2 separate regions of the Homo sapiens genome follow, and region 2 is linked to region 1. The links are chromatin contacts, found by Hi-C or POLR2A ChIA-PET in ENCODE. All regions are on one chromosome and are shown on one strand. Each heading gives the region's core, a stretch centred on a gene start or an enhancer-like site at or near the end of the contact. The rest is flanking DNA. Distances are from core to core; before and after follow the strand shown. Region 1 has its middle 45 kb from the start of SNRPE. Region 2 overlaps SOX13 (SRY-box transcription factor 13).

What was found. A loop is a pair of places that touch in the nucleus more often than their neighbours do. ChIA-PET counts read pairs that join two places held with the same protein, here RNA polymerase II (POLR2A). Pooled maps may share reads with other maps.
Region 2: a loop to region 1 is called in a pooled map, with 6 times the contacts of the local background. The contact joins two enhancer-like sites. A Hi-C loop is called at or near these places in 2 of 50 pooled maps. POLR2A ChIA-PET finds 5 or more read pairs at or near these places in 7 of 52 experiments (BJ, Caco-2, H1 and 4 more).

What each region holds. Positions count from the first base shown.
Region 1 is chr1:203,904,343-203,909,139 of GRCh38, reverse strand. No RefSeq gene overlaps it. Among named protein-coding and RNA genes, the nearest start is that of SNRPE, 45 kb to the right of the region's middle. Within about 2 kb of position 2,004, at least 4 of the 41 ENCODE cell types and tissues checked have a DNase peak (open chromatin) inside an H3K27ac peak, as active enhancers do; they include PC-3, where a contact is called at or near this core.
Region 2 is chr1:204,101,971-204,106,767 of GRCh38, reverse strand. All of the region lies in intron 1 of SOX13 (SRY-box transcription factor 13), which reads right to left. Among named protein-coding and RNA genes, the nearest start is that of SOX13, 31 kb to the right of the region's middle. Within about 2 kb of position 2,032, at least 16 of the 41 ENCODE cell types and tissues checked have a DNase peak (open chromatin) inside an H3K27ac peak, as active enhancers do; they include PC-3, where a contact is called at or near this core.

The sequences.
Region 1 (4,797 bases), core at 755-3,254:
TGGTGATGCATACCTGTAATGCCAGCACTTTGGGAGGCCGAGGCGGGTGGATCATCTGAAGTCGGGAGTTTGAGACCAGCCAGACCAACATGGTGACACCCTGTTTCTACTAAAAATACAAAAATTAACTGGGCATGGTGGCAGGCACCTATAATCCCAGCTACTTGGGAGGCTGAGGCAGGAGAATTGCTTGAACCCCGCAGGTGGAGGTTGCAGTGAGCAGAGATCACGCCACTGCACTCCAGCCTGGGGGATAGGGTGAGACTCTGTCTCCAAAAAAAGAAATATACGAGCCTCCAGAAAATCTAATTAAGAACAGAGAAGAGATACACAAAATATTAGAAACATTAACACACAAATAATACACAAACATGCTAAAAATGTTCCCATCCCAAAGAAAAAAAACTTGTTTTTTCTTACTATAGGTCTTACTCTTTTCTCCTGAAAGACCACTTCTAAACCAGACAATTTTTTGGAAATATTATGTTTTCTGATTATAAAAGTACTACAAAAATATTTCTGTTTAGTATAGTAGACTAGATACTACAGGACTGAACCACCTGGTAAAATCAACTAAAATTACTGGATTTTAAAAAGTCTTAAATGCATTCAAAAGCTGACAAGAAAGTAAAGATTACAGCTGGACGTGGTGGCTCATGCCTGTAATCCCAGCAATTTGGGAGGCCGAGGCAGGCGGATCACAAGGTCAGGAAATCAAGACCATCCTGGCTAACACGGTGAAATGCCATCTCTACTAAGAATACAAAAAATTAGCCAGGCGTGGTGGTGGGCTCCTGTGGTCCCAGCCACTCGGGAGGCTGAGGCAGGAGAATGGCGTGAAGCCGGGAGGCGGAGCTTGCAGTGAGCCGAGATGGCGTCACTGCACTCCAGCCTGGGCAACAGAGCAAGACTCTGTCTCAAAAAAAAAAAAGGAAAAAAAAAAGAAAGTAAAGATGACTTAATGTATTATACATCTAAGGCATCGTTGGTTGAAAGATATGCCATTACTTTACTACTAAGAAAGAAAACAAATGTAATCAAACTATGACATAATGCTTTCTTATAACTTTTTTCTTGTAACTTATTTTACACTTATGGAAGATCTTGTAGGCTAATCATCTATTTTTTCCTTCATTTTTATTTATTTACTTATTTAAAGATAAGATCTTCCTATGTTACCCAAGACTTCTGAAGTCCTCAAGCAATCCTCCTGCCTCTGCCTCCTGAGTAGCTGAGACTGTAGACAAATGCTACTGCACCCAGCTTATTTTTGTAATTTTATTTTTTTGTGACAGGGTCTCACTCTGTTGCCCAGGCTGGAGTGCAGTGGTGTGATCATGGCTCACTGCAGGCTGGACCTCCTGGGCTCAAGCAGTCCTCCAGCCTCAGCCTCCTGAGTAGCTGGGATTACAGGCATACGCCACCACATTCGGCTAATTTTGTATTTTTAGAAGAGACGGGGTTTCTCCATGTTGGTCAGACTGGTCTCAAACTCCTGACCTCAGGTGATTGGCCTGCCTCGGCCTCCCAAGGTGCTGGGATTACAGGCGTGAGCCACCGTGCCTGGCCAATTTTTTTACTTTAGTAGTGACAGGGTCTTGCTATGTTGCCCAAGCTGGTCTTGAACTCCTGGGCTCAAGAGATCCTCCTGCCTCAACCTCCCAAAGTGCTGAGATTACAGGCATGAGCCACCACATCAGGCTGATCCAGCTTATTTTTAATCATATATTACTTTTGAGCATATATTAAAAGGTAAGTGAAAAAATTGCTTAAGGTGTGCTTAAAACTACCTCACATTTAATCTGACTCTTCCACACAATTGTCTGTGCCATCAAGAACATTACAAATGTATTATTTCAAAAAACAATCCTTAACATAATGAAAAAAAATTAATGCTGGGCTCTTAAGCCTGACTTTGCTATTATGTAGCACTAACCTACTTCTGACTCATATTTTAGGAGTGTTGCTGAAATGTCTGACTCACTGTGCTATCCCCTCTCCACTAACATTCGATGCCTCGGGGTTAAAAGAATGCTCCACTATTAGTCTCAAGATTTTCTTCCAAGCCACTGACATTCCTTCTGCAATTTTTGATGCTGCAATTTTGATATTCATACATGCATAAACAATGACATTTATGTAATGGCTGACTGGCTGACAGTGATTATAGACAATTTAAGATACACACTGATTTCAAAGATGTTAAAATGTGAAAAAAATATTTCAAACAATGAAATATAATACATTAAAGTAAGAATGAAGTGAAATCTAGAGGATACCTACCAAAACTGGAAGAACTCAGGTTCAAGTTTAATAGTACTGTGCAGCAGGTGGGTTGGAAATCAAAGCCCAAACCCATCTAAAATAGGGAATCTAAAAGGAGATTCCCTCTTCCCCCTATAAAACTGGGTCCCAAAGAGTTACTCTCTCAGTGTAAGGCACATTAGAAATCATCCATTTCTCCACCACAATTATCACCACCAGATGACTACAGCAATAATTGCTCATCTCAAAATTCGGTGCTAAGTCAGGAAAGGGAGATTATCTCCTCCAAGAACCTGTAACCACAAGCAAGCCCTAATGCAGGTTTGCAGCAGAAACACGTATAACCTAACGCATATTAGAAAAAAAAAATCATAAACCAAGAATTAGGATTAAAATAGTCCTAGTACAATGATGCCCTCAGATGCTCAAAAGAAGCATATCCCTTTGGAGGAACTCATCTATCCCACGCCTCAAGGAATTTCTAAAGAAAATGTTTTTTAAAAAGTCAGTACAGCAACAAAGCAAAACAAAAAAAAAATCACAAAACCACCAGGAAACAAAGCACCATGACCAGGAACCAGCAGGAGGCCAGGCGTGGTGGCTCACACCAGTAATCCCAGCACTTTGGGAGGCTGAGGCAGGAGGATGGGCCAGGCACCAACAGTCTTTTATAGGAACAGAACCGTGATTTTGTTTAGTGAGTAATATGCTAAGCTTAAAATGCTTACTGTTATGGACTGAATTGTGTTTCCCAGCACACCACCTCTCCCTACTCCCCTCCCCAGCCACCACTGAAATTTATATATTGAAGCCCTAACCAATGTGACTATATTTGGAGATAGGGCTTTTAAGGTTAAATGAGATCATAAGAGTGGGGCCCAAATCCAACAGGACTGGTGTCCCTATAAGAGGAAAAGACGCCGGGTGTGGTTTGCTCAGCCGGGCACAGTGGCTCACGCCTGTAATCCCAGCACTTTGGGAGGCCGAGGCGGGTGGATCACCTGAGGTCAGGAGTTCAAGGCCAGCCTGGCCAATGTGGTGAAACCCCATTTCTACTAAAAATACAAAAATTAGCCAGGCATGGTGGCAGGCACCTGTAATCGCAGCTACCCAGGAGGCTGAGGCAGGAGAATCGCTTGAACCTGGGAGACGGAGGTTGCAGTGAGCCGAGATCGCGCCATTGCACTCCAGCCTGGAGGACAAGAGCGAGACTTTGTCTCAAAAAATAATAATAATAAATAAGAGGAAAAGAAACTAGACATCTCTTTCTCTTCATGAACACAGAAGAGAAGCCATGTGAGTACACAGGGGCAACAGCTATCTGCAAGCTAGGAAGAGCGCCTCACCAGAAACTGAATCTGCCAGAACCTTTATCTGGGAGGTGGAGGCTGTGGTGAGCCACAGTACTGCACTCCAGCCGGGGCAACACAGTGAGACTCTCTCTTAAAAAAAAAAATCCAATAAATGAAGATAAATGAATCATATAAACATATTGGAAATAGATTTAAGTCTCTCGCTTAGTTAACTATAACAACATAGTACTCACTAAAATAAGACATCTATGACAAATTAGTGAGTTATTAATGCAAAGTATATTTGAGATTAGTCATTGCACAAGAAAATTTGAACACCCTGAAATCTTTTTTTATTTTTATTTTTCTGAGACAGAGTCTCACTCTGTCACCCAGGCTAGAGTGTAGTGGCGCGATCTCGGCTCACTGCAACCTCTGCCGCCCAGGTTCAAGTGATTCTTCTGCCTCAGCCTCCCGGTAGCTGGGATTACAGGCACCTGACACTGTGCCTGGCTAATTTTTGTAGTTTTAGTAGTGATGGGGTTTCACCATCTTGGCCAGGCTGGTCTTGAACTCCTGACCTCGTGATCCACCCGCCTCAGCCTCCCGAAGTCCTGGGATTACAGGCATGAGCCACCGTGCCCAGCCGAACACTTTGAAATCTTAAAGTTTATATATGAAAGAAACTTGGTAGACGTTTTACCAAATTTGACAACAATCTTAAGAAATTACATGGTGTTACCAAAAGGAAGTTGTAAAGATGAAAGAAACTTTTCTAAACAATCAGTAATGAAAATAAATTTCAAAGAAGAAGAGAGAAAAGATTGATTTATCTTTCTATTCGTGTAAGAGAAAATACTACAAAATCTTGACCAGGCACGGTGACTCACATCTGTAATCCCAGCACTTTGGGAGGCCAGCGTAGGTGGATTGCTTGAGCTCAGTAGTTCAAGACCAGTCTGGGCAACATGGCATGATCCCACCTCTACAAAAAATACAAAAATCAGCTGGGCTTGGTGGTGTGCATCTGCAGTCCCAGCTACTTGGGAGGCTGAGGCGGGAGAATCACTTGAGCCCGGGAGGTCAAGGCTGCAATGAGCTGTGATGGTGCCATTGCACTCTAGCCCGGGAGACAGAGTGAAACCTTGTCTCAAAAAAAAAAAAAAAAAGAAAGAAAGGAAAAAATACTACAAAATATTGTCATATGATGAAGCAATCAGAGTTGCAGGAAGAAAAGTAT
Region 2 (4,797 bases), core at 783-3,282, 200 kb before region 1:
TTTGGGAAGCCAAGGTGGGCAGATCGCCTGAGGTCAGGAGTTTGAGACCAGCTTGACCAACATGGTGAAACCCTGACTCCAGTAAAAACACAAAATTAGTCAGGTGTGTAATCCCAGCTACTTGGGAGGCTGAGGCAGGAGAATTGCTTGAACCTGGGAAGTGGAAGTTGCAGTCAGTTGAGATCACGCCTCTGCACTCCAGCCTGGGCAACAACAGCGAAAACTCCTTCTCAAAAAAAAAAAAAAAAAATTTATTTTGGAGTCACCCAGTAGCCAAAAATATACCTGTTTCTGCTCATCACTGTAGCTCCAGAGCCTAGCACAGTGCCTGAAACACAGTAAGTGCTCGATAAATATTCTTAGAATGACAAGAGAGTGACAGAGTTCAGCAGCACAGCACAAAGCAGGTCTGGATGCTTAACAGGTGATGGATACTGTTAGGACTATTAGACAGCTCCTGCTCTCTCAGGTTTTTCTCCCACACCCAATTATCCTCTGCTGCCTCTTCCTTGGGTCTAAGCTCTTCCTATGAGTTACCTAAATACCCCCAGCAGCAAAGCGATTCCATTTCCTTTTCTTTTTACCTTGGGTCGGATAAGAAACACTTTCCATACTTTTTGGATTTAAAGACCCCGTTGGAGTCCTCCCTTAAGTCTCCCTTTAGACTTTCCAGAAACTAAAATAATCCCTCAAGTTCCTTTACTCCTTTGTTACACAGCATGCTCCTTGCTTCAGTCATTTTCCATGTGGCTCCGCAGGAGGTTTTAAGGTCAGTAACCTCAAACTCCACTGTCCCAAAATGCCCAGAAGCCAAAGAACGCTGGGTCCACAGGATACAGGAGTTACTGGGCTCCCTCAGTTTCCACCCTAGTCTGATGCCTTGGTACTGGTCAGAGGCCACAAGTCCACAGGGTAGCCCGTCAGCCCCTCGCTTGGATGGAAGTGCTCCTGCGTGCCCAGTTTCCTCTCTTGCCCAACCTCAACACATTTTATAAACAGAGAAACTGAGGTCAGGAGATGTTGAGTTCACGCAGCTTTTGGGGCAGCACTGCTTCAAGACTGTATAGAATGGCCGGACTCATATCTGTAATCCCAGCACTTTGGGAGGCTGAGGCGGGTTGATCACCTGAGGTCAGGGGTTCAAGACCAGCCTGGCCAACATGGTAAAACCCCATCTCCACTAAAAATACAAAAATTAGCCAGGCATGGTGGTGCATACCTGTAATCCCAGCTACTCAGGAGGCTGAGGCAGGAGAATCGCTCAAACCCAGGAGGCGGAGGTTGCAGTGAGCCAAGATTGCACTGCTGCACTCCAGCCTGGGTGACTGAGGGAGACTCTGTCTCAAAAAAAAAAGAGATTATACAGAGTCAGAGGCCTTCAGCCAGCTGGGGCGCTAAGCGGCATCTCTGCTCTGCCCTCCCTTCCTTCTCAGGAACCCACCTCACAATCCCTCTTCCATTCTTCTTCCTCTGTGGTCTTATCTCACCCAAGTGAGCATCCTTAAGAAGTGAAGACCTCTAAGGAGAGGGCTCCAGCCATCTTCGCCCTTGACATGCAGAGCCTTGAGTCTCAGCTTGTGCCTACCAGGCCCCGAGGCCCCCAAATCCAGCACCTGAGACAAGGTATAGAGAGGCACCCGCCTCCATGGAGGGACAGTGGCTCAAAGCATGGCGCTTATATGACAAAGCCCGCTGCAGGTGCCGATCCTCTTCCTCTCTCCTCCCCACAACCAGCCCTGTCACGGCCCCTCTGAACCCCACCAACCCACAGGCGCACACAAACCTAGCCCCTTTCTGCCCAAAACAAATCACCAGCCACTTCCTCTTCTAACCAGTCAACAACTGACCCTGTTGGATTGGAATCAAAGGAGTTTTTACTGTCAGTCCTTCCTCCCTCCACAACGACAGCCTTCCCCCACCCTACAAAAAATATCTAGATGAAGATAAAGATAGAGATAAATTCCAGTCATCGTAGCATGACGGGTGACTCAGACCCTGGGGTACAGGAAGCCTGAACAGACAGGCAGACCCTCTGAGAGGGCCAATGGCTACACTTCCCCGCTGGGCACACACTAATCCCCCTCCACTGCTGGCTCCCACTCCCAAGCTTGCTCTGAGTGGGTGGTGCCAAGGGGCATCACCAGGGAAAGAGATCCATGCAGCAGGGGTGGGGCAGGGCTTGAGTCCCAGGGGAATGCCACTTCCTCTGAAAGCCCCCAGAGAGCTGAGAACCTCAGGCTGCCCTAAACAATAGGCCAAGGCGTGGGTGCCCAGAACAGTGCCCCGGTGCCACATCCTGCCATTCTTCTCACAGACCACACCCTGCCACCCTTCCTGGCTACACCCGATCCTATCTCTAATGTTTACTCAGAGCTGGGAGCTGGACTGGCTGCAGGCTTGGGACAAAGCTTTCCTGCGAGTCCCTCTCACCCTTTCCAGCCTCTGTGAGCCCTGGGGGGTATCAGATCCAGGGCACGGCCGGTCTGGTCTAGCCCAGCTCAGGGGGGCCACAGCCAACACTCCCTCGGCTGTTTCCAGGCTGGTCAGGGTGGCATTCACCTGGTAGAGTGGCCAACATCAGACAGAGGCTGGGTCAACTCCCAAGCATGGGAGAAGAGGCACTTCCCCACAGCACCTCAGGTACAGAATCACAGTCCAGCCTGAGCTTCTGTGGCTGCCGGGACTCAGCTGACCCTGGCCCAAGGGCACAAAGGAAAACAGTGGCCAGGGAGAGACTGTAGCTGTGATGTTCCCACCTGGTCCTCAGGCCTCAGAGGCACCTGAGTCTTCTCCCAACCCAGTGAGTGGGTCGAGAAAGAGACAGATGGGACTGCTTGAAAGCGCCATTGAGGCTCCCAGTGTGATGTGTGCCTCCAGAAGGTCCCAAACCGAGAAGAGGTCAACAGTGTCTCTAGGAGGCCCTTCTCTGGAGGCCTTCCTGCCTCTAGAACCCAAGCCTGTCTCCAGGTTCTCCTGCACCCCAACAGTGCTAGAAGGCAGGGGTAGGCCTCATCCTTGTTTCCCAATGGCAAGGCCAAGCCTGTGTCCTGGACAGGTGAGCACATCTGGCTTCCTGCAGGGACAGTGCCCAGCCTAGGGCTGGGAGATGCAGAAATTGTGCAGCTGAGGCTGACTGGCCATGTCAAAGGCCCCTTGGGGGATAGCCCTGAATACTGACCAAAGGAATGGGAGGCAAAAAGCAAGCATGCAATGCTACAGCACTTACTTGGCTGCAAGCACTAAGTGAAAGGCTCTTCATTCACATTCCTGCTTAATCCTCACAAGAACACTACAAAGACTAAGGCTCGGGGGCTAGAACGTCCTACTGAGGGCCCAGCAGAAGTAGCATTTGAACTCAGGCCTCGCTGATGTCTAAATCCACATCCTTTCATTTATCAGCTGATGCCCTGGCCACTCTCCTCGGTGCAAAATAACAGGCTCTGGTCCAGCAGAGATAGAATGGCCACTGTCTTCACCTCTTACAGGATTGCAGTTGTTTCTGACTTGAGTCATAGCCAAGGAAAACTTAGTCAAAAGAAACCCAGGCAGCTCTGGCAAGTTGGGGGAAAGACTTCACCTCTCAAAACCCCCATTTCTTCATGTGTAAAATAGAGATTCCAAGAACTATTTTGTGAGTAAGAGATAAGGTATAATTACAGAATCTGGTACAGAATATATGTTCAGGGAAGGAGGTAAGGAGAAAGAGCCCTAAAGCAGGAAGGAGTCCCTCTCCCTCCCTGCCCCCAGGGCAAGGGGGAGAAGGACTCACACCCTATTCTCCTCCCCAGCCAGCCCAGCTCTTCCGGAGGCAGGTGGGTGGGTGTGATGACCCAGCATTGCTGGGAGGCATCCTGGTGTGGCTAATGGAAAAAGGACTTTGTCACATGGACCTGTGTCTGAAGACTGGCTCTATTATATACCACTAGATGTGTGGCCATGGGGAAGTTTCAGTTTCTCTATCTCTAAAATGGGAACAAATAACACCTACCCCATAGAGATAGAGAAGACTGAATATGATGGTGTTTGTGAAAATCAAAAAAATGTTTGCTCCCTGACCCACCGCCACCCCCTTCCCCCACATGGTCAAACAAGCAGAAGACATGCACCTGCAGAACACCAGGGCCCGCCACCCTCTTCCTCCTCCATCTGCTCCATGTAGGTCTCCCTCCCTAGCCTAGGTTATCAGTTTTCTGAATGCCCTGTTGATGTCCCCAACCACCCTGGAAGCCCCAGCAGGTGCCCCACAGTGCAAACAGGCGGAAAGGCTACAAATCTGCCAAGGAAGCCCCACATTCGCAGCGCCACCGCTTATCTGGCCAAGCCACGGTGCCTTCCCTTCCCCGGCTGATGACACAAAAGCTCTGCAGAACTCATGAGCTCCCTCATTTCCTCTGGAGCCCACAAGGGTGAAGTGCTATATCATTAACCCTTGCGTTCTCCTGCCAACCCCAGAGGGAGAGGAAGGTGGGGACCATAGGGATGACTACAGACAGCGGAAAGGACAAGCGCAACTAGTCTGCAAACAGCCATGTTTACCCGCCAGGCTGATGAAATCTCACCTTTGCCAAACACTCCTTCTCCCAGTACTGGGGTGGGCTGGGCATTATCGGCTTTTGCTTTGTGACAAGTCTAAGCCATGTAGACTAAGCCCTCATAGTACATGGTGAAATGAGGCTCTGGGAGACACGCAGCATTGGTTCAAACCCAGCATCCGTCTTAACTAGCCAACTAGTTTAACTCTCTCAGCCTCACCATGTTGCCCAGGCTGGTCCTGAACTCCTGGGCTCAAATGACCCT